Linked DNA regions of Homo sapiens: all the other regions are linked to region 3. A link is an interaction called in ENCODE POLR2A ChIA-PET data of the cell type or tissue named here. Cell type or tissue: OCI-LY7. All regions are shown on one strand.

The links. Peaks named below come from ENCODE experiments on the same cell type or tissue, not always from the same donor. Only the 100,000 strongest peaks of a DNase experiment are listed, where the experiment ranks them.
Region 1: POLR2A ChIA-PET joins it to region 3 with 5 read pairs; 4 of 35 experiments call an interaction of 5 or more read pairs at or near these places.
Region 2: POLR2A ChIA-PET joins it to region 3 with 6 read pairs; 2 of 35 experiments call an interaction of 5 or more read pairs at or near these places.

Annotation. Positions count from the first base shown.
Region 1 is chr12:92,470,574-92,473,073 of GRCh38, reverse strand. The region is part of intron 1 of LINC02397 (long intergenic non-protein coding RNA 2397); the gene reads right to left. Among named protein-coding and RNA genes, the nearest start is that of LINC02397, 5.1 kb to the right of the region's middle. In OCI-LY7, no CTCF peak of the experiment used is centred here; DNase peaks (open chromatin) are centred at 85, 1,283 and 2,323; H3K4me3 peaks cover 2,500 bases; H3K27ac peaks cover 2,500 bases.
Region 2 is chr12:93,411,545-93,414,044 of GRCh38, reverse strand. All of the region lies in intron 1 of UBE2N (ubiquitin conjugating enzyme E2 N), which reads left to right. Among named protein-coding and RNA genes, the nearest start is that of UBE2N, 29 kb to the left of the region's middle. In OCI-LY7, no CTCF peak of the experiment used is centred here; no DNase peak of the experiment used is centred here.
Region 3 is chr12:92,407,264-92,409,763 of GRCh38, reverse strand. No RefSeq gene overlaps it. Among named protein-coding and RNA genes, the nearest start is that of CLLU1, 13 kb to the left of the region's middle. In OCI-LY7, CTCF peaks have their summits at 1,267 and 1,466; a DNase peak (open chromatin) is centred at 1,493; H3K27ac peaks cover 1,132 bases.

The sequences.
Region 1 (2,500 bases), 63 kb before region 3:
TTTTGAGACACAGAATGAATCTTTTCATCAGATGGTATGGAAGACCACTGATGCATTCATGAGCACTCCTGGAGCTGGTCTCCCTCTGATCTTAGAAACGGACAAGACAACATCTAAAAGGAAACCAACAGACTTGCAGACCTAATTCACTAAACTCTAAATAACACAGCCATGTGCTTCTTTGTTCTTCATAGTTTAATCATCCATGGAAATTTCCAGAGGTAAATTAAGACTATGAGGACCAATGTTAAAAATACTGTGAAAACATCCCAGAGCATGCTGACGTGTGGAATTCATACTTTAAAACTCGTAAGGGGCAATCTTATGCCTCATAAGGAGGCATAAGACCTCCTTACGGTCTTGCCTTATACCATAACAAAGTGGACCTTTGTGTATTATATGTAGTTAAGACTAGTTTTTATATATATATTTTCTTCTTGAAAAATGCATAGGTTTATTCCAGATTTGAATGTTTTAGAATTTTTTTTCCTTAAATTTGCAGACAGAGACGTGAATCAGGAACCAGGCCCCAGAATCCAGAATATGTCTCTTAGTTTTTCTGAGACATGATTTCTTCAGTTGTAACATTAGGAGACTGAAGTAAGTAGTCTCTAGAACAGTTAGTGTTATAACATTTTATGGTTCTAAAGTTCAAGTGGCTTTAAAAAAATTATTTATATAAGACTCAGTTACTAGTCAGCATATATCCCTAGATTTCAGCATTTTTCTGCCATGATGTAAAAGAATATTTGAATTACGTACTCAGTACTCTCAGTACTGGAATCTTAGACAGGCTTCAGTTTGCCTATTTATTTCTACTTAATTATCTTCCACTAAATTTGCTTCTCTTTTATTAAAGATTTTTAAAAATTGTATGAACATCTTAGTTACAAGGCTAAAAACCTTGAAGTTTTCTTCAATTGTTTATGTTCATTCACCCCTAATATTAAATCAATCACACAGTTCTCTTGGGTGCACCTCTGTGAAGGGTAAGACTACTTTTACAAAACAGAATTGTAGAATTGGAAGTGATTTCCTTTCACTGCCCCACCAATATTGTAGAATTGCTTTGAGGATTTGAAGAAATATATCCACCATTTCCCAAGAAAAAAAAACACATATACAATTTTTCATATAATTTCCAGGGATTCAAAGACTTTACCTAAAGTTCTTCCATGGATATCAGATTAAGAATCCCTCGTATAGGCCAAATGTTTTCAAAGTCAGAATTTCACTCAATAACAGCCCTGGCAGGTGGCTTTCTGATTCTGCATCTAGTGACTGAGAATGCTCATTTTGGGCACTTTCTCTTCCCTTATTTGTAATGAAACTGTTATTGTTGAAGAACTTATTTGGGGTTAAAATATTTGCCCCAGTTGACCACAGGTCTTCATTATTTGAAGGTATCTCCTATATCCCACACAAATCTTCTATTTTTCATGTTAAATATTTACCATCTGTGTCTTTTCTTGCATGGCTTCCAGACTCTTTCCTATCCTGGTCATTTTCCTCTAGACAGTCCTTAAGTGTCTTGACTTAATTTTGGTTCATTGAAATGAATAACATTTTTTATACTTGATATGAATAACCAATGCAAAATTCCTGGAAAATTTCTTTCATTTCAGGCACAGAGGAAAGGACTTGAACTGCCTAACATTGGCTAACATGTTGGTTTTGATCTTTGCTAGCCATTTTGACTTAGTGCTGGTTACTTAACCTCCTCCATTTTTTTCATCTGTAAAATGGGAATAGTTACACCTTCATTATAAATTTGTTATTTTAGCAGATAGTAGGTACTCAATAAATGGTAGATATTATTTCTACTCTTAATTCAGATTATTTGGGATATTTTGAAAGAAACATCATATTGAAGACAGACAAATATAATCTCCAAACTATTTTTAACCAACATTAAACTTGGCCTTTCCTACCGCAAAGTCATGATATTAAATTTTTTATTGAAGTACAAAATGTGATAATTACTTAATATTGCTAAATTGTTTTGTATTGGGTTTGGCTCATATGGCAGGCTTCTGAGATATTGCTAACCTCTGATCCTGTCATTCAGTGTGTGTTACCTGTCCTTCTTACTCTTGTGATCTTCAGGCAGGTGTACAGGCAAGGACCAAACTCCCCAAGACACATTAGCCACTTTTTCCAGAGTTGACATTAATTCACTAAACGACTTTCTATTGTGACCAGAGTTGTCATGTACCTTGCTGACAAAATGATACTAAGCATGTGGGATTTCCCTGACCGAATTATTTAAATAAAAAAGTGGGGGCGGGGGGGAAGAAAGAAAGAAATTGACATTGGTGTGAAACGATTTGTTTTGTGTGAGCTCATGCTGACTCAGTTGTTGAACTAAATCCTTTTCAAGTCCCCTAGTGATAAGAAAACTATAGGAAGAAGGCAGGGACTGTACCTTATTTGCACAGAGTCAAACAGATTTTGAGGTCCCTACATGTATAATAGATCATTTCTTTGACTTGCAGATCAG
Region 2 (2,500 bases), 1.0 Mb before region 3:
GGATTACAGGCACGTGCCACCATGCCCGGCTGATTTTGTATTTTTAGTAGAGATGGGATTTCTCCATGTTGATCAGGCTGGTCTCGAACTCCTGACCTGAGGTGATCCACCCGCCTCGGCCTCCCAAAGTGCTGGGATTACAGGCGTGAGCCACCGCACCCGGCTCAGGACTATGACTTTTAAAGGGTCTGTGGATAATAGACCTGCGAGGGAGGTAGTGAGGTCAGAAGCAGGAAGAACAGGTTAGGAGGCTGTTGTAGTATGCCAGGTCAGAGCTGATGGTTGCTTGGATCAGAGGTGTAGCAGTGGAATGGTGAGAAACAGTCCAATCATGAGTAGAATTTGAAGTATAAAAAAAACCAATTTGCCAATCAGGCTAGATGTGTGTGGCATATGAAGGAAAAGGTGGATCATTTGGAAAGATGGGTTTGCCAGTAACTGATGTGGGGAAGACTTTATGGGAGGAGCAAAGGTTGGGGATAGGGAGGTCATGTTAAGTTTGGGATGCTTATTAGACATTCAAGAGTGTATATCAAGCAGGTAGTTATAGAGGCAAGAGGCACGATGAGGGGAGAGGTCTGGGCTAGATATGAATTAGGGGAGGCTTCAGCTTATAGAGTGTGTTTAGTATTTAAATTCATTGCATTACATGAGATCACTGTGGAAATGTATAAACAGAGAGGAAGCCCTAGAATAGAGCCCCAGTGCATTTCAGTGTTGCGATGTTGGGAGATAGAAGAAACCAACAAGGAAACTAAAGGAAGCTGCTGCCAGACAAGGAGGAAGAGAGCCATGAGAATGTTTATAGGAAGTTAGATAAAGCTTTGCAAAGAGGAAGGAGACCAGCTGGATAAGATGTCGCATTTAGGTAAGATAAAGATTAAGCACTGGACATTTGATTTAACCTTGTGGAAATCATTGGTGACCTTAACAAACAAGTTAGCGATAACTACAGCTTGATTGGAGGGTATGTTCAAGACAGAAGAGGAGGAGAGAAATTGGAGACAAGCAAAGTAGAGGTTCCTCTTCAAAGACTTTCCTCCCCATCTAATTAGGAATAAATAGTAACTTCTCTTAGAAGCAAAATTTATTCGAAGACCTGTGCAAACATTCTTAAATATTTGCTAGCCATAATAAAGAAATCAATATACTTTATGTTCTTAGCTCCCACAATTTAGCCTAAATATTTGCCCTGGCATGCTTATACTGGTCCAAGCAAGCATTAGGTCATAGCCTGTTCCTCTTCCTTATTTAAAAGTGTTTTTACCTTTCTCAGCATTCCACAAGTTACTTCCTCCTTCCTTTGTTCCCCTCTACCTTTACCTCTTTTAAAAAGTTCTAAGTTGCTAGCCAGTCAGGACAAATACAGAATGTGAGATCCCGTTCCAGCCAGTGGAAACCGGACACAGCAGTAGGGTGGACGCGTCAGGTTATAAATGACCCTGTCTCCTTTGTTCAGTATACTCTTGTGGCAAAACTCCTGGCGAGTGTACCCTTTCTGCAGGAAGTAAAAATGGCTTTACTAAATAAATTAAATTTATGTTCAAGTGCTATTTCTTTATGGTACCGAAGAACAAACATTTCAGAGATCAGTAAGATCTAGTGCTCAAGACCGATTGGCCCTAGCCAAGAGTACGTGACATTTCATCTATACAGGAGAAAAACCAGAGTGTATGGGTGCAGATGCAGGGAAATGTCCAAATGCTACAGTGGGAACTGATGGAAGTATCTAACTTGTCATGAAATAGGAAGCAGGACATCAGCCACAAGTGAGGATGGGGATGGAGATGCTGGAGGTTTGAAGAGAGAAGAGAAATAATAATAATACAATTATTTAGGGGAGAGGGAGAATGATGAAAAAGAGAACTAATGGTATGATTGTTGGGAGTATTAAGGGTTCCTCTGAAGTTAATTGTCAATTTTAGAGTAATCAGCATTGTTAAATATATTTCTTTAGTCCTGTTCAGGTACCTGGGCCTCTTCTTATCTCCTTTCTTTAGTCCGTTACATTTTTCAGAGGGGAGGTTTTCAGTGGGTTTAAAAACTAATTTTTGGCCGAGTGTGTTGGCCCATACCTGTAATCTCAGCACTTTGGGAAGCCAAGGCGAGCAAATCACTTGAGGCCAGGAGTTCAAGACCAGCCTGGCCAACAGGGTGATACCGTCTCTACTAAAAATACAAAAATTAGCTAGGTGTGGTGGCGCACACCTGTAATCCCAGCTACTCAGGAGGCCGAGTTGGGAGGATCACCTGGGCCCAGGGAGGTCGAGGCTGCAGTGAGCCAAGATCTTGCCACTGCACTCCAGCGTGAGTGACAAAGTGAGATCTTGTCTCAAAAACAAACAAACAAGCCAAAAAAAACCACCAAAAAAGCTAATTTTACTTTTTAAATAGCTTGGTTTTGGTTGAGTTTAGAGCAAGTTGCCTTACTTATGTAATCCTAATGTTACTTTATTTTACTTGAGTAAAAAATCAGTTTTATTAAGCTAATTTTATTAAC
Region 3 (2,500 bases):
GTTTAAAAACAAAAACAAAACAAAGATAGGAAGATTATTCTGGATAACCTGGTGGGTGCAACATAATGATTTGAGCCCTTAAAAGTAGAGAACACTGTCTTGCTGGAATCAGTGATGCAGCAGAAGGAAAAGTCAGAGAGACCCAATGTATAAGAGGGATTCGTTCACCAATGCTGGGGAGGATTACAGGTAAAGCATGAGGAAGGATGTAGGCAGTCTCTAGGAGCAAAACCTGGTCCTTGGCTGACATCCAGCAAGGCAATGGGAACTTCAGTCCTAGAATCACAAGAAACTGGATTTGGCCAACAACCTGAATGATGCTGGAAGAACATTCTTCTCCAGAGACTCCAGTACAGAGCTCAGCCCTACTGGCAACTTGATTTTGGCCATATGAGCCCCTAACAGAGGACCCAGTTGAGTTCATTCAGCCTTTTAACCCACAGAAGCTTTGAAGTAGTAAATTTGGGTGGTTTTATGCCATTAAGTTAGTCACAGTTTGTCACAGCAGCAACAGAATACTAATTCAGTCAAGAGCTGGCCAGTCAGACGTTCTTTTCCAGGAATTGGAATATTTAGCTACCTGATACAGGGACCAAGACATTTTGAAGATGGTCCATTCCAACAGTAGCATCTTGGAGACATCACATCCACATGCTCTGGTCCCTGTCCTTTCGAAAGCCTGGTAATTCACCTTTCTTTGAGTTACCTCTCAACTTTTTTGTTATTATTATTATGTTAGCTCACTAGAATCAGATTTTCTTCCCTATGACAAATAACCCTACCTAGTACAAGGGTAGATAAGTAGCAGAGCTCAGAGCTGCCATGATGCTCTGGGAGATGGGGTGCATTGACACCTCCCATGTTTACAAATACTTCTCAAGCAGCTAAGCAAGGCTGTGACCTGCCAGCTCAGTTGTAAGTTCACTAGACAAGTGCCATTGTCTAAAGGTCTTTAGGGCCAGACTCAGAGTAAGCCATGCACATTCCTCCTAATTTAACTGTAGCTGGGTTTCCTATTCAATTAGAGGAGAACTTATTGAAGAATAGTCTCTAAGGAGAAAGAGGAACTGTTCCTTCAGTGCATTGATTTTTATAGTGTGAAAGCAAACAGGTTTTTATGTGTGTCCAGGAATATATTGGGGGTTATAAGGTTTTTTTTTAATTAGGATATTCTCAAAATCTGCTTTGCTTCTTGATCCAAAAGTCAAAGAATGTCAAGATGAGTAGACATTAAACAATAATGAGTTTAATCTCTCATCAAGTACTTAAATTCTGCCCTCTGTATTCATCATAACAGGGTGACTGCTTTAACAAAAACTTCAAAATTTTATTGGCTTCACCTCAATGAAGCTTATTTTTCACTTATGTCTTATTTCATTGCAGATTAGCAGGAAGAGGCTATGCCATTCAGGGATACAAGTTCCTTCCATCTTGTGGCTCTTCCTTCTTCTAGATAACCAAAGTATTCCCCTTTCAGCCAGCAGATGGGGCAAGGGGGTGAGGCTCACACAAAGGGTTGGTAGGGTGGAAGGGGCAGTTAAAGGGCAGCCTGGATTTGGCAGGTACCACTGTCACTTACATTTCATCAGCCAGAACTCAGCCACCAGCCCACACCTAACAGCAAGGAGACTGGCACATGCAGTCCAAGTGTACAACCAGGAAAAAGAGGAGAACATAGATAGTGGAGAAAACTAGCTATCTCTGCTTTAGCCTTCCAAGTGGTTATATGACCTCCCCTAACATTCTTCTAGTGACAGGGAACTCATTACTTTTTTTGAGTAAGATAATGTATTTCACCTTTAAACATCCTGGGCAGTTAGGGAGTTTTTCTTTTGTTGAGTTGAACTATATTTTGCTGCATTGTCAAGATAAGCTAATACTTAAGACATAGGCTCTAGAGCCAGACTGCTTGAGTTTGTATCCAAACTCCATCAACTTGGGACAATTATTTCTCAGAGTCTGTTTCCTCATAAATTAATGCATGTATTGCATGGCTTGTGCCTGACATGTAATACATTCTCAATAAACATTAGTGCTTAATGTACCATATATTGGTGCTTGTTTTAACCTTTGTATTCATACAGGTACATCCTTGTCCTTGTCCTTGGATATTTAAAGGTATCTCTGACCCTATTCTAAGTATCTTCCAGAATCTTCAGCTGTTACTCAAGTGAACTCATTTAGCGTCCCTTTCCAATTCTGGTCACTATTCTCAGACTGGGGTTCAGTGTGTCTATAGCCCTTTGAAGAATATGGTGTTCTTATCAGATTACAAGATTCTTTTTTTTTTTTTTTTTTTTTTTTTTTTGAGACAGAGTCTCGCCCTGTCGCCCAGGCTGGAGTGCAGTGGCACATTCTCGGCTCACTGCAAGCTCCACCTTCCGGGTTCACACCATTCTCCTGCCTGTCTCCCAAGTAGCTGGGACTACAGGTGCCTGCCACCACACCTGGCTAATTTTTTGTATTTTTAGTAGAGATGGGGTTTCACCACATTAGCCAG